2 separate regions of the Homo sapiens genome follow, and region 2 is linked to region 1. A link is a loop called in an ENCODE intact Hi-C map of the cell type or tissue named here. Cell type or tissue: mammary epithelial cell. All regions are shown on one strand. Each heading gives the region's core, and the rest is flanking DNA. Links, peaks and the distances in the headings are about the cores only. Region 1 has its middle 92 kb from the start of LINC02077. Region 2 overlaps LOC105377171 (a long non-coding RNA gene).

Evidence for each region. A loop is a pair of places that touch in the nucleus more often than their neighbours do. Peaks named below come from ENCODE experiments on the same cell type or tissue, not always from the same donor. Only the 100,000 strongest peaks of a DNase experiment are listed, where the experiment ranks them.
Region 2: it touches region 1 in a loop (3-fold over the local background); 4 of 110 quality-filtered maps call a loop at or near these places.

What each region holds. Positions count from the first base shown.
Region 1 is chr3:78,135,358-78,147,261 of GRCh38, forward strand. No RefSeq gene overlaps it. Among named protein-coding and RNA genes, the nearest start is that of LINC02077, 92 kb to the left of the region's middle. In mammary epithelial cell, for the core only: a CTCF peak has its summit at 5,113; a DNase peak (open chromatin) is centred at 6,094; H3K27ac peaks cover 1,860 bases.
Region 2 is chr3:77,899,737-77,911,640 of GRCh38, forward strand. The region is part of intron 2 of LOC105377171 (a long non-coding RNA gene); the gene reads right to left. Among named protein-coding and RNA genes, the nearest start is that of LINC02077, 140 kb to the right of the region's middle. In mammary epithelial cell, for the core only: no CTCF peak of the experiment used is centred there; a DNase peak (open chromatin) is centred at 6,575; H3K27ac peaks cover 1,161 bases.

The sequences.
Region 1 (11,904 bases), core at 1,584-9,583:
GATTAACATTCTAAATTTGTAAATTTATAAAGCGCCAGGCCTGCCAACCAAACATGTTTGGTTCCACATCTGTATTTGGTCCAGCTGCTTGAGCTGTTAAATACAACCCAGTTTGTTTTCTCAATATTTTACCTTAAGAATACTATCCTCAATTTTAGTCCTGATTCTTTTTTTGCCACTAGTTGCTATCTGTAATTTATTTATACAGAACTTTATCCATATGCCAGTTTAAGCTGAAAATTGATTTTGTATGTAATTGCTGAAGGAGGTAAAAGGTGATGGTAAAAAAGGTGAAGATTTAACAGACACACAGACATGACTTCATAAACAATAATAATTTATTGAAGCATTCATGAGTGATGGTTCAGAAACTGAAGTTAATTATATCACTCAATTCCACCAGATTCTAGGACCTGAATAAAATTAACCATACTCAAAAGAAACTGGTAGACAACAACAAGAATGGTGCCATTTATGGGTCACCTAATATGGACTCAGGCACTTGTGTCAAGTTTTTTAAAATTGTGGCAAAATAAACATAACAGAGAATGAACCATCTCAATCGTCTTTAAGTGTATAGTTCAGTAATGTGAAACATATCTACACTGCTGTGTATCCAGTCTCCAAAGCTCTTTTCATCTTGTGAAACTGACACTCTGTACCCATTAAATAACTCCCTACTTTACCCAACTCCAGCCTCTAGCAATCATCATTCTACCTTCTCTAGCTATGTATCTGGCTACTATAGGGGCCTCATATAAGCAGAATCATAGAGTATTTGTCATTTATGTGATTAACATAATGTCCTAAGTTTCCTGCATGTTGTCACTCACCAGAATTCCCTTTATTTTTAAGGCTGAATAATATTCCCTGTATGTATACATTACATTTTGTTTATACATTCATCCATCAATGAACACATGGGTTGCTTTCATCTTTTAGCTTTTGTCAGTACTACTATGAACACGGGTGTGTACATATCTCTTTTATACCCTGCTTTCAATTTTGGGGGTATATACCTGAAAGTATAATTGCTGGATCATATGGCAATTCTATTTTTAATTTTTCCCACAATGGCTGCACTGTTTTACATTCCTGCCAATTTAATTTTAAAACAATTCTAAAAGTCTGTCAACTTCTGAGAGCCACGAGCTTTCGGGCATTTCACAGAGGGTCCTCAAGTCTCAGTTTCCTCACCTATGAATGAGAATTGTTACCTCATAGTGCTTCTAGGAGTGGACTGAATGAGATTTTCCTTTAAAGGTATTTATGCTTGTTGCATAGTAAGCACTTAATAATTAATTCCTGAACAGACACATTAGGCTCTTTGATTTGTTTAAGTGTTTATTCTTGTAAAATCTTTCTTTAGTTGGCTAATATGAATTATTTTGTGTTAATTCTAGTTATACTCTCTGAAATTAACATCCTCCTTCTGTTGTTCTGTATCCATTGTGGGCTTCTGTCATGCTGGTCTTGTTACCGGAGTTGAATCCATACGTGTCTGCAGCAACCTCAATTCTTGTCTTCTCAGAAAAGGAAGGGCATGAGGCAGCAGGAGAAACCGAGGCAAGTTTCAGAGCCAGGTTGACAGTTTATTAAAAAGTTTACAGCAGGAATGAAAGGAAGTAAAGTATACTTGGAAGAGCGCCAAGTCGGGATTTGAGAGCATCAATTGCCCCGTTTGAACTTTGACTTAGGGTTTTATACATTGGCATACTTCCAGGGTCTGGCATCCCTTCTCCTCTGATTCTTCCCTTGGGGTGGGCTGTCCGCATGTGCAGTGTCCTGCTAGCACTTGGGAAGGGCCGCATGCCCAGTGTGTTTACTGGAGTTGTATGCATGCTCACTTGAGGTATTCTTCCCTTACCAGTCAAATCTGCCTAGTAGGTCACATACCAATTAAACTCCGCCATTTTGCCTCTTAATGTGCACATTTGAGCCCATTCACTCAATTCCTGAAATCTTACCGGGAAGCTGCTGATCACCAGTTTTGGGATTTTTTCTATTTATTGAGAGAGTGCCTTCTCCTGGTGCTGACTGTGACCAACTATTTTAGGAGACTGTTTAACAATTGCCTGACTATCTCTGATGGTCATCGGAAAGTCCCGGTAGAAGTGAGGGGAAGTGCTCTCCTGTCCTGCTCATGCCTGACTAGCTACCTACTGCAACAGTCTGAGCTCTAATTGCTCCATCATAGTGACCAAGGAATTACCATTCTTTTCTTGAAATTTTAAACATTGCCTTGCACATATTGACTATTAGTAGAAGTTATCCCTCCTTGCATCCCAACAATGGCCATCCTGTTTCTAAGGTAACAAGTACTGTTTCAATAGGCTTTACATGAATAGTCACTAGGGATATTATGTTGTACTTTGGACTTTGGAAGAGTGCCAGTGATTTTGAGGTTCATACTTTAGATGGTTAAAGGAACAAAGGAGGAGAAACAAGATGTTTGTCCACCTTCCATCTCAGGTGTAATATCTGCCCATCCTGACCTGAATTAGAAGCAGGACTGGAAATTATTAAGGCAGTGTGGAGAAGCATTTGGGAGTTTTGTAAGGTTATCCCCCTCAGTCCCAAAGCCAATGGCCATGTTTTAGCAACATTGCTTATACCTTAGAGAAATAAATGCAAATAATACATTTAGTTGAATCTTCTCAACAAATGGAACCATGTGTTAATCTGTAGACCTTATTTTAATCCATTCATGTATTTTGAGCCTAGTCAATTTTAAAACTTGTCCAATGACAGTTATTAAATAACAATGTAATTATGTGCATCAAAGAATATAAAATTATTTATTTACAATGATATTTAACTTTTCTCATAAAAATGTTTTTTGGGAATATACATTTATTGGTCTATTTGTAAGCTATGAGAACAAAGTATAAAATATGTGAATTGTAAACTCCTCCTAGAGAAGAGTGTTTGAAACCACTACTGGATTAATTCCTTTAACCATCTAAAGTATGAACCTCAAAATCACTGGCACTCTTCCAAAGTCCAAAGTACAACATAAAATCCCCCTGACATGGGCGGTTCCATCAAATAAACGGGTTATTGCTAATATGGAGAAGACTGCTGAGATCTATTTTAACCAAGAAACTGTTGAACATGAATGAAAAGCAGGATGGAAAGCCACCCTTCCTGTCAATGCCACTCAGGACAGACCAGGAAAGTTCAAGGATAAGCAGAGGGATGCAGCTAATTTTTAGTAGAAGACAGAGGTTTCATGAGAGAGGAGAAAGGAGACTACAGTGCTGCACAAACAAAGCTTTTAAAGTTATTTTTTGAGGTTAATATATATACAAAATAAGCAACAAATTCTTTGTAAAATGCACATTGGCTTCTCTTTATACACAAATTCAAAAGACAAGAAGACTCTTGAAATTCTGCAATAAAAATTACGAATGACAATAAAAATAGACAAAAGATTTAAGCAAACACTTCAGAAAGGAAGATGCATAAGTGGCCAATGAACACGTGAAAAAGTGCCCAACATCATTAATCATGAGGGAAATGCAAATTAAACTACAGTGAAATGTCACTATGTATGCATTAGAATAGTTAAGATGAAAAAAAAAAAGATTGGCAATGCCAAAATATTGGTGAGGATGTGATACAACCAGGTCCATTGCTGTTAGAGATGGAAAATGATAGAACCATTGTTTATTTTATGTCTTTCATTTAAAATGACATCTTTCAAATATGGAAAAATTGAGAGAGATCTGATAAACATAATGTCCAATATAAGCATGAGTAGAAATAATATAGGTTAGTATAAAGAAATGTGGTGAATTACATATAATTAGTTTTATTTTAAAATATCTAGTTCAATGCTACAGTTGAAATGACTCCTTCTAGTTCAGATGAGAGGTTCTACTCAAACTAGATGTAAAAGCAATGTGAGCTTAACTCCTCTGATAAAGCAAAATTGATGTCATCAAGTATTATGTGGCTCTATTTATCTCCGTGGAATGACTCATATTTTAAAATATTTCCTTTACTGACCTCAGTAAGGAACAGTTGATCATTTTCTCCTTCATCACTCACTTTAAAGAGGGCCTTCTGGGTACTCTCCTGAGTTGCTAGTGCTTGATAGTCTGAGAAAACAGCAAAAAGACATACTGATATCCAGTTTTTCCGTAAGTATATAGCCTTAAGTAGCCAATTAACTGAAATCACCACTACTGGATTAATTTCTTACGCTTAAGGTATTTTCTCCAAAGAGAGCTTGTTCAAATAAATATATATTTCAAGATATGAAAGAAACATGAAATAATTAAAAAGTCTTAAGTGGCAAGTTTCACATCGAAAGAAGACTTGGATATTTTCTATATTCTCCTTGGAGATAGGGAAGAATACACTGACAAAAATTTGAAAGAAACATCTTATGCTCTCATTGCTGGATGGAAAAAGAACCATAAAACTAATATTTTCATATCCTTAAGAAAAAGGAAAAGAAAAGTGGGTTAACAAGAGAATTAGTATTTATCTGTCACGAACTCCAAATAAAGGATTTTATATACTTTCTAATTGATGTACTATCTCATTTCTGTATCCACAGCATTTCTAAGAAAAACTTATGGTCCTCAATATACAGAAAAAGAATTTGTACCTTCTAAATTCATTTGCTTACTAAGGCAAGAATTGGCAGAATTCTGATTTCTGTTATTTCTACTACATAAGCTCCTCCAATGTCTATATCTTCTAGCTGTATCCAGGAAACTCAAATCTTAGTTGTGAGAACTGGTTAACTATAGAAAATACACTTGTGGTTTCTGAAAAGACTATAAATGTAATCTGAGATTCTATTTCATAAAAGCAAGAAAAGGAAAGCAAATAAAACAAAAAGACAGACAACTGAGAATAATAGTGGAAAAATGTACTGTTGGACCATTGTCAGATCAGGAGATTATATTCTATCATATTTTTTCTTTATGATTTATATATATATAAATTAAATATATATGTGATATTAAAACATATCTCAGTAGTTTGGAGATAATTTTCTAAAGAATGAAAGAATTATGGTCTCTGGTATAGCTTCAACACACTTAACTGAACAGACTCTTACATTTGGTATATAAACCTGTGTTATCATCTAGTGGTAAAGTGTTAGAAATACAGACACAGACTCCCTGAATCCCCAGAAGAAGCTAATTCATGAATCCAGAAAATACAGCATATCATACAAACAATGTGGTCTAATTGCATTCAGCTTGGTTCTCAAATATATACAGATAAAGTTGGATCACAGTGGAGCTTGATAAAAGCTTAAGTCTGTGCATTTAATGTTCCGCGGAGGTGCGAATAATGCTACCTTCAGAGCTGGGTGGGAAAAGTTTTATTACTTTTATTTAAATTGTAAACAATAGTTAAGAAATAGCTTTCCTGATTAAGCACTGGAAAACCACAAAGCCTATGAAATATTGATGCCAAAAAACATGCCCAAAAATGAAAGTGGGAAATTAAAAATAATGGACTATTACTTAGATACAAGTGCTATTCTTTCCTAAGAAGAGGAAAACACTGCCAACATGGTATAATAGACTTGGTCTTTCTCCTGGTATTTCCCTAAAATTCTGATGAGAAGGAACACTGATAAGATGCAAAAATATCAGAAGGTACACTGTGGCACATAAGTCCATGAATGCAGTTTCTTTTGGATCAGGAATGAATATAAGAGACTAAGATAGGAAATGGGTACATTATCAATCCTTCCCACACACATTCTTTCAGCACCTGTCATATCAGTCTCTCTATAAGTTACAAGAGCTAAAGCAAATAAGTAAAGATCTAATGGGGGAAGAATTGACATACAATTACAATCCAAAATAAATGGCATGATAAAGACCTGCACAACGTCTGTGAGCAACAAAGAAAGAGTAAAAAACTGAAATTGGGAGCAAAGAGAAGCTTATGAAAGAGGTACTAATTGAACTTGGCATTGAATTATGAGTAAGGACTTAACAGCTATCTGAGATGGAGAAGATCAGAGGCCTAGAAACATTAAAAAAGCTGCTCTGCTTGAAAAACAGTAAGAAGCTTGAAGACGGCAAGCTCATGCGTGATGTTGCAGTAGAAAATCCTGGGCAGTCAGAGAGTCATAGGTGATGTGCAATAGGTGGAATGTGGAAATGACTAACAGAGAAGATATTTAGGGAGCAAGAAGTCCATCTAAAACACAAGCTATTGACTTATTGTACGGTTTGTTTTGATATTTTTGTAATTTTATTTGTCATCAATTTAAAGGGACAAACTTTTAGAAGTTAAACTCCTTGGAAACATTTTGTCTATTTTGGTCAGTGCTTAATTCCTCAATGCTTAGAAAAGTACCTGGCACATAGCAGCAGCTGAATGAATATGTAAATATTTGTAAATGAAAACTTAAAAACATTCAGTAAATATTTATTGAGCCCTTGATGTGTGCTGGCACTGTAACATATATTAGGCATGTTGACCTTTTGCCCAAGAAGATTAAGTTAAAGATAAATTATAACTGGTGACAAACATGCTTTCTCAAATGCCTGGGAAATCTACCAGAAGGGCCCTATTCAATATAGTAGCCAATAACCACATGAGGCTCTTGATCACTTGAAATGTGTCTATTCCAATTTGAGACGTGCCGTAAGTATAAAAGTCACACAAGATTTTGAAAGCTTGGTGCAAACAAAGAGAATAAAAATATCTCAGCAAACTATTTTGTATTGATTGCATGTGGAAATGATAATATTAAATGTACTGTCTTAAATAAAATATCTCATTAAAAGTAATTTACCCCTTTCTTTTTACTATATATGTGGTTGCTAAAAAAATGTAAAATTACATACATACCTTGCTTTATATTTCTACCAGACAGTGCTCTGCTAAAAATCAAGGATTGAACTATTATTCTCAAAGTATGGGTTGAAAAGCCTCTTTACATTTAATTTTCAGACTATATTAATTTTGAATGCTGAGGCTACAGATGAATTTGCTAAACAATTTGAGTGACTTAAGTGAGTTGTACAATTAAGAACAACTGTACTCAATTCTATAGGAAGTAACCTAATTCAATACTTGATGATTCAGGCACAGATATAGAGAACCAATCTTGAGCCTTCACAAAGCTTAAGATTTCTTGCTGACTGGAGGGAAAGTAAGAAACTTTCAATAGCTTTTTCTGCAGGTATTCAGATTTGACCTAGTGCCCCAGTTTATAAATGGAATCAATTTCTTTGTGAAGTTCCACTACTTTCTGGATGCAGGAAAATAGCGCAAGCGCTGAAATGGCAGAATTGGAGAATATGATCTACGCTGCTAGACCTCTCTGTCAGAGCTGTATGATTGTGACCCCGTGTGTGCTTCCTGACGGAAAATGTTTTCCCCTGGGCCAACTCTGCTGCCAGAAATTTCAGAATACTATTTGAGGTGTGTGCATTCATGTGAAATAGCAGTATTGTGAAAATTCAACTTGGAAATTCTATGCATTATGGAACCAGTAATCAAATAGATGAGGAAGAAATGGGGATGCTGGAGCATGGCTAACAGCAGGGTTGGCTGGACAATGTTATTCTGGTCTAGAAAAGTTATGAAGGAGCTTTATCTAGGATGAACAAATAACTGTTTAAAGAGGGTGTAGACTCACTCAAGGCATTTGCAAGAGAGAAGGAATCAGAAATCCAACAAATTGCAATGTAACATGAGAAAAAATATTGGTAGATGATCTAGTTCTTAAAACTCTTCCTGTCAGTGCAAAAATTGAGTTCACACATGGTCAACATTCAATCTGAATTTCAGGCAGGAAATTCACTGTTGGTTCACTGTAGTTATTAATGGTATTTGCCAAATAGTCCCAGTTCTCTCCACTTCCTGACACATAATAGGATTTTATTTCCTGGCAATCTTGTGGTTTGATGGAAACATGTGATTAACTGTATCCAACAATTTGTGTGTATTAGTCCCTTTTGAGAGAGAGCATTTTATTATCAATTCAAGCTTGTCAATACTACGTGGAATCTAAGATCCACAATAAGCTGAGTCACATTGATTACACTACCTTTGACATAATAAGTAGAAGCTAACCAGAATTAGCCTTTCCATCTAACTTATTTATTATAGGGTTATTTGACATAACAAAAATCTATTTAATATAAAAGTTATTCAATATAAAAAGCTACCCAATCAACCAGACTAAAATTTTTCCATCTACACACAAACACATATATTCTTTTGGACTAGAAGTAAGGGGAATACAGGGACTTAACCTGTAGGGTTTATTCCCACAGTCCCTCAACCAGTGGTAAAGTTTCCTGATAGGTATTTATCCTCTCTCTTTCTCTGATAGATGCCTACACTGCCACCATGAATTGAATTCAGTATGAGGGCTCTCATCTGAATGATACCCAGGGTTCTGGGCTTTTTCAAATACTAGGAAAGTGTGGACAGAGCATTCTCATCTGCAGTGGGAGCAAGAGCCATCCATCCAAGAAAGCCCAAGGTTTATATAGCTGTAGTGAGAATTTCCATTTCTGTGATTTTTCCCCTAAAGTTGGTGTTATTTCCTTGCTATGACTAGCTATTGCAAAATAGTTGGTATAATGTGTTGATCTGATATTTAATTCATGTACATCTAGCTTTGTGACCCCACCTTTCTGGTGGTAGATTTTAGCGATAATCAAATTACGCAAAACTCATATATTGACTAATAAAATGATATTCCCTTATATGGGACTTCATAACATTTTAGACCCTTGTATACATTGAGGATAGTTCTAGAGCTCTCTTTTTCCTGTGGCATAATAATCTTCAAAGTTCAAGACAGTGGCTTCTCCATCAGCTTTGGTCTCTGATCGACTACAGTTAAACATTTCTGTCATTAGGCCGGGCGCGGTGGCTCACATCTGTAATCCCAGCACTTTGGGAGGCAGAGGCGGGCGGATCACGAGGTCAGGAGATCTATCTAGACCATCCTGGCTAACATGGTGAAACCCCGTCTCTACTAAAAATACAAAAAATTAGCCGGGCGTCGTGGCGGCGCCTGTAGTCCGCTACTCGGGAGGCTGAGGCAGGAGAATGGCGTGAACCCGGGAGGCGGAGCTTGCAGTGAGCCGAGATCGCACCACTGCACTCCAGCCTGGGCGACAGAGCGAGACTCCGTCTCAAAACAAAACAAAACAACAACAAAAAAAGATTTCCATCAGTAGTAACCAGAAAGTTAAAGACAAATAAAAGAATATCATTTCTGGTGTTACTGGTCTGGCTTATGATCTTGGTTACAATATTTACTAGCTGTGTTGCCATAGGAAAGTAAACTCTCCTCTCTGAGACCTGATTCCTTCATCTTTAAAATAAAGCTAATCATGGCAACCCAATGAATGATTATGAAGAACAAATGAGATAAAATAAAGGAAAGCCATTCCACAGATGACTAGTAATTCACGTCATGATAAGCAGTAGATATGACATTTTCTTTTTGTCTCCAGTTATAGATTTTCCATTTGGTTCTTTTTTTGTATTTTTCTTTTTTTTTAATTTTTAATTTTGAATTTTAGTGGGTACATAGGTATATATTTCTCTGAGTACATAAGATGTTTTGATACAGGCATGCAATGTGTAATAATCACATCATGGAGAATGGAGTATCCATCCCCTCAAGCATTTATCCTTTGTTCTACAAAAAATCCAATTACATTCTTTTAGTTATTTTAAAATGCATAATTAAATTATCATTAACTAGAGTCACCCTGTTGTGCTATCAAATATTAGGGCTTATTCATTCTTTCTAACTAATCTTTTTATACCCATTAACCATCCCCACCTTCTCCCACCCCCACTACCCTTTCTAGCCTCTGGTAATCATCCTTCTCTCTATTTCCATGAGTTCAATTGCTTTGATTTTTAGATCCCACAAATAAGTGAGAAAATGTGATATTTGTCATTCTGTGCCTGGCTCATTTCACTTAATATAATGATTTCCAGTTCCAGCCATGTTGTTGCAAATGACAGGATTTTATTCTTTTATATGTCTGAATAGTACTCCATTGTGTACAGGTACAACTTTTTTTTATCCATTCATCTGTTGAAGAACACTAGGTGGCTTCCAAATCTTGGCTATTGTGAAGGGTGCTGCAACACACATGGAAGTTCAGTTATCTCTTTGATATGTCGATTTTCTTTCTTTTGGGTATGTACGCAGTAGTGGGATTGCTGGGTCATATGGTAGCTCTATTTTTAGTTTTTTTGAGAAACTTTCAAGCTGTTCTCCATAATGGTTTTACTAATAAACATTCCCACCAACAGTGTACCAGGGTTCCCTTTTCTTCACACCCTCCCCAGTGTTTGTCATGGCCTGTCTTTTCTATGTAAACCATTTTAACTGGGTTAAGATAACATCTCATTGTAGTTTTGATTTGCATTTCTGATGATCAATTATGTTCAGTACCTTTTCTTATGCCTGTTTGCCATTTTTATGTCTTCTTTTGAGAAATATCCATTCAAATCTTTTGCCCACTGTTTGACTGGATTATTAGATTTATTTCTAGTATAGTTGTTTGAGCACCTTAGATATTCTGTCCTTGTCAGATGGATAGCTTGCAAATATTTTCTCCCATTCTGTGGGTTGTCTCTTCACTTTGTTGATTGTTTTCTTTGCTGTACAGAAGCTTTAACTTGGTGTGATTTCATTTGTACATCTACTCAAGAAAATTTTGTCCAGACCAATGGTCTGGAGATTTTCCCCAATGTTTCTTGCAGTAGTTTCCTAGTTTGGGGTCTTTGATTTAGGTCTTTAATCCATCTTGATTTTTGTATACAGTAAGAGGCAGGGGTCTAGTTTTATTCTTCAGCATATAGATATCCAGTTTTTTCAGCATCATCTATTAAAGAGATTGTTTTTTCCCCAGTGTTTGTCCTTGACATCTTTGTCAAAAATGATTTCAGTGTAGGGGTGTGGATTTTTTTCTGGGTTCTCTAGGCTGTGCCTTGGTCTATGTGTCTGTTTTTATTCCAGTACCATTTTGTTTTGGTTACTGTAACTCCAAGGTATGATTTAAAGTCAGGTAATGTGATTCTTCCAGTTTTATTCTTTTTGCTTAGGATAGTTTTGGCTATTCTGGGTCTTTTGTCATTCCATATAAATTTTAGGATTGTGTTTTGTATTCTAAATTCTCTTTCAATGTAAGACCTCTATATGCTAACTAGCATTTGAATAGTGGTAAAGTTAAAGTGATGTTGAAGCTGTTCCTTAGCTTTCCAGTTAGATGATGTGGCCATCAAATGAAATAGAGATTATGAAATAAGGGGGAAGTTGTGTCCTGCTGTTGTCTCACTGAATAGAATAAGTAATTTGCACGACTCGTTAAAAAATACGGGTATCTTTCCCCTACATTGCCTTTAGGAATGAAATTTCCCATTTACATCTTAGGTATTGTACTCAGTCTCCTTTTCTTCCCCAATACATAAATGCCTATATGAACTTCATGCCTGTCTAAATCTAGTAGACTGTTCTCTCCTAGCCTTAAAAACTCTTCTCCTATCTTTTTTTTTTCTTTTGTGAGACGGAGTCTCACTCTGTCGCCCAGGCTGGAGTGCAGGGGCGCCATCTCGGCTCACTGCAAGCTCTGCCTGCCAGGTTCCCGCCATTCTCCTGCCTCAGCCTCCCGAGTAGCTGGGATTACAGGCGCCCGTCACCACACTCGGATAATTTTTTTGTATTTTTAGTAGAGACGGGGTTTCATCGTGTTAGCCAGGATGTTCTCGATTTCCTGACCTCGTGATCCGCCCGCCACGGCCTCCCAAAGTGCTGGGATTACAGGCGTGAGCCACCACACCCGGCCCCCCTTCTCATATAATTCTTGAAAATCGCTCACCCCTCTCTGCCCTGTCAGCAAATGTTAAATTTTAATTCTGAAGACCCACTGT
Region 2 (11,904 bases), core at 2,606-10,605, 230 kb before region 1:
CAGTGTATGATAGCCCAAAATGATTAATATATTAGTTGTTTTCAATTTTTCTTCTTCCATTTTCTTTTTTCTTTCTTTTTTTTTTTTTTTTTTTTTTTTTTGAGATGGTGTCTCACTGTATCACCTGGGCTGGAGTGCAGTGGCATGATCTCAGATCACTGCAACCTTCACCTCCTGGGTTCAAGCGATTCTCCTGCCTCAGCCTCCTGAGTAGCTGGGACTTAAAGCATGTGCCACCATGCCTGGCTAATTTTTTGTATTTTTAGTAGAGACGGGGTTTCACCATGTTAGCCAGGATGGTCTCGATCTCCTGATCTCATGATCCACCTGCCTTGGCCTCCCAAAGGGCTGGAATTACAGGCATGAGCCACCGCGCCTGGCCTATTTTTTCATTTTCTAAACTAATAGAACCTTAATTTTTAGCTATGTATATGGCCACCTGTAGAAAAATTACGTCTCCCCAACTCACTGACAGACATGACCATGTGACTTTGAATGCAAGCATAAATGAAGGAGTCCAACTCTAAGAACTACCTTAAATGGAAGGAATATGCTCCTCTGATTATTTTGTTCCTCTTCTTCTAATTTGGGCCATGATTGACTAATGACTGACAGATTCACTGACAGTTCATCCATCAAGAACAGGGGTCTATTTCCCCTTTTTTTGTATCTGTGCTAAATCTAATGAACTCCTAAAGTGATGCTGGTTATTCTGGCTCTTTGATCACACTTAGAGCAGCAAGGATGTAATGGTCATCATTATCATTCTTGATGACTTTTGAAAGGGGAATTTGGTTAGTGTGACAGGTAGTAATTAATACTGAAATGGACTGCAGAGTGAAATGGAAGGTAAGGAAGTATCAATAAATCATAAATCCTCTCTCTGAGTTTTACAATGAATACTGGGAATGAAATGCTAAGCTACCCAGAAGGAGATATGGGATAATGGAGGTGGTTTTTGATATGAGACATGGTGGAAACTGCTTTTATCTTAAGTCAAATAATTCAATTTAGAACCATGTAGATAGAAAAATCAGAATGAAATGGAAGAAACAAAGTCTTAGAGGAAATTGGCAGTTGAGGGAGGCATGTAGTTCAATATGGCCTGGCACAGAGTATGAATGATGGAATGATAGGAGAAACCTTATCATCTTCAACAACCCCTGTCCTCTGTGCACTCACTTTTCTTTTTGTATACCGTTCTATGTTGTTACTTACCCAGTCCGGAGATGAGATATTTCATTCTTTTAAAACATCATTTTTCTGCCTAAGAATATATTGTTAAATGAAAAAAAAAACAAAGGGCAAAAATGATAGGTGACTGGGTTGGTTGATGGATAGATAGATAGAAAAGAAGGGTAAATAATAGCAACTGCCCCTACGAGAATAATAAAGCAGAAAACTGAAATTATTACTGATAGGGTATGAGGAAGAAGAGGGAAAAAAAAAGGAAAGTGACGCTGTTCCGAAGGTATCTTTTTACATAGTTTTAACTCTTGGAAGCATGTTAACGTTTTACATATTCAAAAATTAAATATAATTCTAAACAATGAGAAGAAACAAGAATTAAATTGGAAACAAACAAACCCAACTTTGTCTCAAAAGGATTATATAGTTACAACAAAAAATAAAAGCAAAGCCAAGGCAAATTAAAGACAGTTGAATCAAAGCAACTTTTGAACATGGTATATATCCTAAGCTCTGGAGTGAGATGTGGGGATTGAGGGAGGAATGCAATGATGAAATCTTTTAGTAGATTTTTTTGTACTGGCACAGATGAAGCAATCCTCAAATTATGATAGGTGATTTGTAGGATTGACCAAGTAAATGTATTGATATTGGTGGAATCCAGGCTTCTTACTATGGTTTAAGCAAAATGTAAATATGGTATGAGGTGAGGGGAGAGAATAAAGAACCATGTTGGCGTGGATTGCAGTTGGAAATATCAATATGTGTTTATGTTGTAAACACTAGTTCTGTCTACTGCCAAGATAAAGAACAAAGGAACTCCAGAGGCAATGAGCATGTCTAGGACCCACATACCTCTACATTTTCCACGACCAAATAACAGCTATCCTCAGGGAATTTCCAATTCATATTCTAGAACAGGGTGTATTAAGATGAGTATGGAATAATTTGTTATACCAGAAACTTGAAATGTGACTAAAAAAAAATTATGGAGCCCTGTTAAAAGGGCACTTCCATCATCTTGAAGGTACACCCATTAGCCAAGACTAGAACAAGATGATGAAGCAGAGAGGGTAATGAACTACAAACCACTGGAGAAAAACTAGAATTGAGTGAGTCCATAAATATAATCAATCAATCAATAAGTAAATAAAGAAAAGAAGGAGAAAGGAGAGCTGTTCCTTAAGGTAGAATGCTAATCAATAAAGGCTGAGAAAATCCAGAAGTTAGAAAATCATTATATGAAAGTCATCAAATTTTTTTTCAGTGAAATATGGAGGGGCATTTTGATGAGAAGAGGATTTTGCACGGCCTTACAGGGTCTCTCCGCAGATCGCTTATAACATGCAAAAAGAAATATGGTAACTCTATAGCAGAGAAACCAGAAATCCCATTATCTGCTGATGCAAATTGACATTGACATTGAGGAATAGAATGATATTGTGAACCTCCTAATGACACCCTGAGGAGGACACAATATCTCCTAGATAGAATTCATATCCAGCATACATGCTCTGAACCTAAACATGAGAAAAGTTCCAATAAACCCACTAAAACACACTACTGAAAAGAGACAGGAGGGTTTGTATGCTTCAAAATTTACTACCAGGCTGAGCACAGTGGCTCATGTCTGTAATCTCAACACTATGAGAAGCTGAGGTGGAAGGATCACTTGTACCCAGGAGTTTGAGACTAGCCTGGGCAACATAGTGAGATGAGAACCCATCTCTACCTGCCCCCAGCAAAAAAAAAAAAAAAAAAAAAAAAAACATAGCCAGATGTAGTGGCAGGTGCCTGTTGTCTGAGCTACTCAGGAGGCTGAGGTGAGAGGAGTGCCTGAGCCAAGGAGATTGAGGCTGCAGTGGGCCATGATCATGCCACTGCACAGCTGTCTGGGTGACAGAGTGACACCCTGTCTCTAGACAAAGAAATGAACAAAAAGAAACTGTCACAAAAGACAAAGTATGTCTGAGATAATGTTCCAGATCAAAGAACATGACAACGAAATGCAATATGTGATTTTGGACTGTATCTTGGACTACAGGAAGGAAAGCTATAAAGAGCATTACTGACAAAGGTGAAGCATACCTGGTAGATTACATAAAGATTATGCCAATTATAAATTTCCAAGTTTTTAACTATACAGTGGTTATGAAAGCATATTCTTGTTCTTAGGAAATACACTGTGAAGCATGTAAGAGTAAAGCATTAAGAAAAAATGTGCAGATATACAGACATATAGATGCACACAATGATAAAGAAAATGAGGCAGAATGTTAACAATTTACAAATTTACAAATCTGGATAAAGGATACACAAGAGCTCTTTGTGCAATATTGCAGCTTCTCTATGGGCTTGGAATTATTTCCAAGAAAACAGTAAGTAATACAGCATCACTTTCTAGAAATAGGGGTTTTGTCACGTACTTCACAATAGACATCCAAACACTTGTGAAGTGGCTATATGAATGAGTTTAAAAAGTGTATACTGCACCCCAATGGCAATGCTTTTTCTCTGTTTCTAAATGTACCATCTTCATATGTTCAAAATGTAACATGATTTCATCAAAGAACAAGAAAGTAGACTGATATGCAAAAATGCAAGACAGAAAATAGAAAATAATACCAACCAAAAGGAAAATATTTTTGAGAAGGCTAGTAGATATGTGCTACAGGTTAGAAAAGCATGTATCAAAATTACTGTGACATTTTTCAATGTTTCTCAAGCATCATGCCTAGCTTAATTATTTAAAAGCTTAAAATATGTAAGTTTAACTCTTCAGAAGCTGTCACTCTCAGTCTCAGCTTGTCTTGACCCTAATATATCAAATTTACCAATGAAAGCAGATTTTATACTGTTTTCTCAAACCAGGAAACCTGCTATAAACTTCAAGAGACATAAAGTTTTGCAACCATACTTGTGTCAAAGATAATAAGAATATTGAAGCATTCTTATTGAGTACTAAATTCAGCTTATGGGTAGTTGAAAATTGATATCCATTACGAAGGGAAATTATAAAGAAATAAACATTCACTGGTATATCATTATTCTTCTATTATTGTAGTTGCATTGCTCATATAAAGAATGTAACAATATTTAAAGGCCCTTATTTTGAAAATTTTCTTTCTTTCTCATATCGTTCTCCCTCTACTCTGAAAATGAGTTCTGGTACATCATCTGCTTTCAAGTGTGAATAAATATATATTTAATTACTTTTTTTTTTTAAAAAAAGCCTACTTTATTGCAATTATGTTCTCAATAATTATGTATTACAAATGAGACAGATTGATCTTCATTGGTATATGATGTTTTTGGAAATTATGCTGAATGTGAATTAGATAGTCAGCACTTTGTAATGTATAGAAGACAAACTCTTCTTAAAAGTTTTGAGATTATTTTCTTGCATTTTGCTATGGTTTTGCTGCTTTTGCCTTATATCTTGAAATGAGAGGTTAGGCCAACAACTAGACAGGTTTTGCATATTTTAAATGATGATGTTTTGCCTCGAGGTTGTTTCACGCTAGCTGTTCATGGAACCTTTGAGGATTTAAACATTAAAAGAAGGGGAAAGTGCCAATTCTAATTTTATGCACTACCTTATTCTGTTAATTTGAAAAATGTTGGGTTGTCTTAGTTGGAAAAGGCTAATCTCAGGGGTCTGGCTCATAAAACCTGTGCAAACATAGATGACTAATTTGGGTAGTGAAGACAAAAAAAAAGCACATAAACAAATATATATGGTTGAAGGAAGTTAAAGAAAATTCTTTGGAATATTAGACATACATATTTAACAAAACAAATTTAAATACACCATAAAAACTTAGCCCAAAGCAGCGCATAATAGAATAATACTGTGACATTGTCAGTTCTATTGATGTTTATGTGGGAGGTGCAGGAACACAATTTATTAAGAGTAGGGAAGAAAAGATACTATCTTTTCCCACCCACTGCAAGGTTCATGGGCTGACAACCCTAGAACAAAAGACAGATTAAAAATAGAAAAATATAACAAATTCATTTAGCTAAGGTTTTAACTGACATGGGAGCCTTCGGAAATGAAGAATAAAAGATACAGGAAAAAAATCATGCTTAGATTCAATGAAGAATGGACAGTCATGTAGTATAATTGGGCAAAAGTAGTATATGCTCTAATGGCAATAAACTCAGGATGAACCCAGTGAGGCATGCCTGTTCAAATTCTTCTTGGTCTCCACATATAGAGCAAGACACCTGTCACATGAGAATCTTTTGACCTATTTTCATGGGAGAGAGGTCACATAATTTCTCTATAGCCAGCTTTCATACAGAAAGTCAGAAAAAGATTGGAGAGTAACCTTTCTGCTTCTGCTGTTTTCTCAATTTCCAAGATGCCATATTTTGGGGTAGTGTGTCTGAGCTCCAACATAAACATCTATGTTATTCTATAACTGATATGGTTGGGTCATGTCCCCACCCAAATCTCATCTTTAATTGTAGCTCCCATAATCCTGACATGTCATGGGAGGGACCTGGTGAGAGGTAATTGAATCATGGGGATGGGTTTTACCCATGCTGTTATTGTGATAATGAATAAGTATCACAATATCTGATGTTTGTCTACAGGGCAGTTCCCCTGCACATGTTCTCTTGCCTGCCTCCACGTAAGACGTGGCTTTGCTCTTCCTTTGCCTTCTACCATGATTTTTTGGTCTCCCCAGCCACGTGGAACTGTGAGTCCATTAAAACTCTTTTTCTTTATAAGTTATCCAATCTTGGGTATTTCTTCATAGCAGTATAAAATTGGACTAATACAGTAACAATGACAAAATTATAGATAGACTGGTTTCTTTATTTCTCACAAGCAAACTATGAGCTATTTTTTTTTCTTATTTTATACATGAAGAAATTTCATTCTAGGAATTGAATTAATGTATGAGCTCACACAGCTCAGAAATGGCAAAACTATGATGTACAATTTTGTTCAATTCCTCAGAAGAGATAAATTATAGAGTTGTATGTGAACAACGTTAATCTTAACTGATTAAGTGGCAATGTTTACTATGGCTGGATGAGAGTCATGGAACTTGCTGTTGTTTTACTTTTGACTTTGGAGTATTGAGAAAACTGAAGCTCGGTTCTATGCATGGTTGTGACTCTCTAAGCCCAGATGAACCACTGAACTCTGTGTCCCAACATCACCGTTTGCAAAACCAGAGTATGAATTAATCTCTATCTACCTTCACATTCCATGCACATTAAGCTGACTTCTTACTCTGTAGCTTATATGGGATTCCCTCTCAGAGACAAAGAGTGGCAGAAGCAATCTAGGAGCTGGAGTCATATGAGGAAATGCGTATCACTTGCTCACAGACTGCTGTGAGTAAAGTTCAGGATGGGTCACCTGGAAGTAGGAAACTTGTTAGCAGCTGAAATAATCATCCCATCTAATGAATCATCTACCTAAAGGGATGAGGCATTCAGAAATAATTCACGTACAAATATAGAAACAGAGATTGGGTGTCATTAAAAACAAAGAGGCTGGGAGCAGAGGGCAGCAAATATTAACCCATACAATTACTTGAGCAAAGTAGTAGGTAGATGGAGCAATGAGATTAATGGAGAAGGAGGCTGAAGAAGGAGGCCCAGACCTGGCTTGTAGTATTCCTTTTGCTGTATGATTATTACTACTACTTGTTGTAGGTTGAATTGTGTCCCCCCAAAAATATATGTTCAGGTTCTAACCTTCAGTACTTGTGAGTGTGATCTTACTTAGAAATAGGGTCCTTGCACATGTCATTAAGTTGAGATCATACTGGATTAGGGCAGAACAAACTAAAAATGGACAGTGGAACAGAACAGAGATCCCAGAAATAAATCCAAATATATAAGTAGTCCCCCTCTTATGTAGAAAGAATATGTTCCCAATCACGAGTGGATGCCTAAAACTGCAAATAGTACCAAATTCTATAATACTGTTTTCTCCTATACAAGTATACCGATTTAAAAAGTTTAATTTATTAATTAAACACAGCAAGAGATTAACAAAAATAACTAATAAGATAGAACAATTATAATAATATACTGTAATAAAAGGTATGTGAATGTAGTTTCTCTCTTTCTCAAAATACTTTATTAAATTGTACTGGCCTATTTTCAGACCACATTTGTCTGCAGATAAATGCAACTGCAGAAAGCAAAATTGCAGATAAGGGTGGACTACCATGCAGTTAACTAATTTTTGTTGATTGTACAGTAGTAAATACAACCACAATGGGAAAAAGATAGTCTCTTCAATAAATGGGTGCTAGGAAAACTAGATGCAAAAGAATTAGGAATCTTATCTTACACCATACACAAAATTCAACTGAAAATGGATAAAAGACCTAAATGTAAGAACTGAAACCGTAAAACTCCTAGAAGAGAAACAGGAGAAAAGCTCCTAGGCATTGGCCTTCACAATATTTTTTTTTTGTATAATACACCAAAAGGTCAGGCTACAAAACTAAAAACAAAGAAGACATAGATATGGCCAATAGGCATATGAATAGATTCTCAACATCATCATCATCAGGGAAATATAAATTAAAACCAATATAAGATATCATTTCAAACCTGTTAGTATGGCTATTATTAAAAAGACAAGAAATAACAAGTATTGACAAGAGTGTGAAGAAAAAAAACACTTGTACACTGTTGGTGGATTATAGATTGGTGTAGCTATTAATGGCAGTCAGTATTAGCGATCCTAAAGAAATTAAAAATAGAACTACTATACAACCTACAAATTCCTCTTCTGGATATATGCACAAAAGAGGTGAAATCACCATCTGTTATGGTTTGACTGTGTCCCCACCCAAATCTCATCTTGAATTGTAGCTCCCACAATTCCTACATAACATAGGAGGGAACCAGTGGGAGGTAACTGAATCATGGGGGCGGGTCTTTCCCATGCAGTTGTCATGACGGTGAGTAAGTCTTATAAGAACTGACGGTTTTATAAAAGTTCCCCTGCACAAGTTTTCTCTCTTTCCTGCCATCATGTAAGATGTGCCTTTGCTCTTCCTTCACTTTCTGCCATGACTATGAGGCCTCCCCAGCCACGTGGAACTGTTGAGTCCATTAAACCTCTTTTTGTTCATACATTACCCAGTCTTGGGTGTGTCTTTATCAACTGCATGAAAATGGACTAATACACTACCTTATATCTGCACTCCATGTTCATTGCAGCATTGTTCACAATAGCTAAGATAGGGAAACAAGCTAAGTGTCCACTGATGAACAAATGGATAAAGAAAATGTTATACATAGGCACAGACACACACACACACACACACACACACACATATTTACACACAAACAATGGAATATTATTCAGCCGTTTAGAAAAAAAACATGTTGCAGCATTTGCCACAAAATGAATGGACCCAGAGGACATTATGCTAAGTAAAATAACCCAGACACAGAAAGAAAATATCATATTATCTCACATATATGCAGAATCTTTAAAAAAAAGTCAAACATACAGAGATACAGAATAAAATAGTGGTTATTCACGGGCAGGAGTCGGGGGAGGAACTGGAAGATGCAATTCAAAGGGTACAAATGAGCAGATATGTAGGATGAATTAGTCTAGAGAGCTTATGTACAACATAAGAACTCCAGTTAATAAAATTTTATTGTATTAGGGATTTTTGTTAAGTAAGTAGGTTTTAGCCACTCCAGTCACAAAAATAACTATGTGAGATGATGAATATGTTGATTTGCTTCATTATAATAATCATTTTACTAATGTCTAGATGTAGCCCATATCATGTTGTAAACTTCAAATACACATGATGAAATTTATTTATTTTTTTTAAAAGTAGACCAGGCATGGTGGCTCACGTCTGTAATCCCAGCACTTTGGGAGGCTGAGGCAGGAGGATTATTTGAGATCAGGAATTCAATATGGGCCTGGCCAACATGGTGAAACCCCAGTTCTACTAAAAATACACACAAAAAATAAACTGGGTGTGGTGGCTCATGCCTGTTATCCCAGCTACTACTGAGACTGAGGCATGAGTATCCCTTGAACCTAGGAGGCAGAGGCTGCAGTGAACCGAGATCACGCTACTGCACTTCAGCCTGGATGACAAACTGTCTCAAAAAAAAAAAAAGTAAGGAATTTACACTCACTGAAGGTTTTAGTATAAAGATAATCAGAGTTCAAAATTCAGATATTATTTTCAAGGTCTGTAAATATCTTTTAAAACATAAATTTCTGCTTGCTTCTGTCCTTATAGTAATAGATAGAGCTAGAAAGCAGAGCAAAGTTTGGGCACACACAGGAAGAATGCCATGTGAAGACAGAGGCAGATATTTGAGTGATGCATCTAGGGGCCAAGGAATGTCAAGGATTGTCAGCAACCACCTGTACCTAGAAAGAGGCAATGAAGAAGGAAGAATGCTTCCTTAGAGACTTCATTTCAGACATCTAGGCCCCAGAATTAAGAGAAAATAAATTTCTGTTGCTTTAAGCAACCTGGTTTGTGGCACATTCTGATGGCAGCCTTAGGGACCTACTACATTACTGCCATCATCGTGGCTGCTTCATACAGCATGAGAAGCTGAGGAGTAGCTTTCTTCCAGTTATGCATGCAGGCACCGGGGTGAGTGTCCTAAAGGGGCTTAATATTTCTTTGGTTCATTGGTATCCCCCAAACCCAAAGTATGACTCCGCTTTGCTTTCCAAATCCACTACTACTATAGGAGCAGAAGCTAGAAGAAATTTTGTGTTTTAAAGAGTATTACAGACTCCTGCAAAAAACATGTGGATTCAGAATTCTGATTATCTCTATGCTAAAACTATACATTGTGACTGTATTTTCTCCCATTTTACTTTTTGTTTGTTTCCCCAGCTACAAACCCCACTTCATTAAGTAAGAATTAAAGACAAGATAAAGAAAGTCTAATAAGTAGACTTAAGAGTGGGGCAAAAGAGGAAAGGAAAATGAGAACAGGATTATCATAGAAGTTCAGAGTGATGGATGGGCCACAACTTTTCTTTCTAACAGCATGCATTAAAAACAACAACAAATTAAGTGTGTAATTTAGGAAGGCCATACAACAAAACCAATTACTAAGCAGTATTTTTTCTGATACTACTACCAAACAGGAATTTCTTTCAGGACTTTGTTATAAAGAATAAAATTCTTGAGCACACTCTACAATAGACTTAATGTCAAACTTTAGAGGGCTATTTTTATAATCATCCTCCATACAGTTTGAGGGTTTCTCTCAAACAACATGGCAGTACCATAATCATAGCTGCAAACTTCTGAGCTCAAGCAGCCCTCTCAACTTCTAGAGTAGATGGGGCTACAGGCATACACCACAATGTCTGGCTAATTTTTTAATTCTTTTTTTGATACAGCCAGGGTTTCACTATATCTCCCAGACTGGTATCAAACTCATGATCTTCCTACCTCCGCCTCCCAAAGCTCTGGGATTATAGGCATGTGCCACTGTGACTGGCCTTTGGCATTGTTTTAAAAGAGCTGTTTCAGCACACAATCTGAGGGTAACTGAATATAACTGACCAGGATTTGATCTATTGGATTGGGGATTCACATCTGACCATTGTCCTAAGAGGTTAATGTCCTAAGGTTTGAGGCTGATGTGCTAATCCACATAACCTCCAAAACATGTCCTCCTTTCTTTCCCCTTTTCTTCCCTTCCTTTCTGTTGCCACCTTGCCTCCTGTAAGAATAGTTCATTCATTCTCTCTGACGTCTTTGAATTTCCAGTGGTTATTTCATTTAGGTCCCGTTGTTGGAACATTCACTGCACTAAGTAAATAAATGTAGAAGGAAATAAATGACTCTATTTCATTTGGAGGAGAGGAGTTGCTCATACTATGTACTCATAAGGGGGGCACTAAAATGATGGCAATTACATGGAGGCATGGATCAAGGGTCCTGAAACCAAAGAAAGCCTCATAGTGGCCAATGAAAGAGAAATGAAGCAGGGGGAACTAACAGTGGCCTAAAATAAAAAGTTCTAAGTTTTGTTCCAATTCTTCCGCCACTGCTGAAGATTATTTGTGTGAATAAATTTAGGAATCTGGAATTTAACATAAGACTTCTTTGTGAATCGGAAGTTCACATTTTAGCTTTGGCTCAATGGCTATCATTTTACTTGTGAACATTTAGCCAAGTATGTAATACGCTTAATTTCTACATTTGTAAAATAGGAAATAATTGCCCATGATTACCTTTGGGGAACTCGGAAAACTTGAGATCGTAAATGTGAAAGTTCTGTGAACATCATGAAAACCAATAAATATGACACAATATTGGAATTTCAGTAATCAAGAATGTTGTAGGACCATAGTCACCATGTTGTGCTTTCATATACTAGAATTTATTCACCCTATCTTACTACATTTCAGTATCCATTAACCATTCCCACTTTCCCCACCCCCACTTCCAAGCCTCTGGTAATTGTCATTCTATTCATTATTGCCATTAGTTCGACTGTTTTCATTTTTAATTTCCACATATGAGGGAGAACATGTGAAGTATGTATTCATCAAAATTAAAAGTTAAAAAAAAAGAAAAATTTTGTAGGAATGTGGTAACAGAGAAAGTCAAATAAAGTGTGGCTGAGATTTCTCTTGCCAGAGTCTGTATTTTATCATGACATTTTAGGCAGAAACGGGCTAACTAAGTCTCCATTGGAAGTACCATATCATCTAAA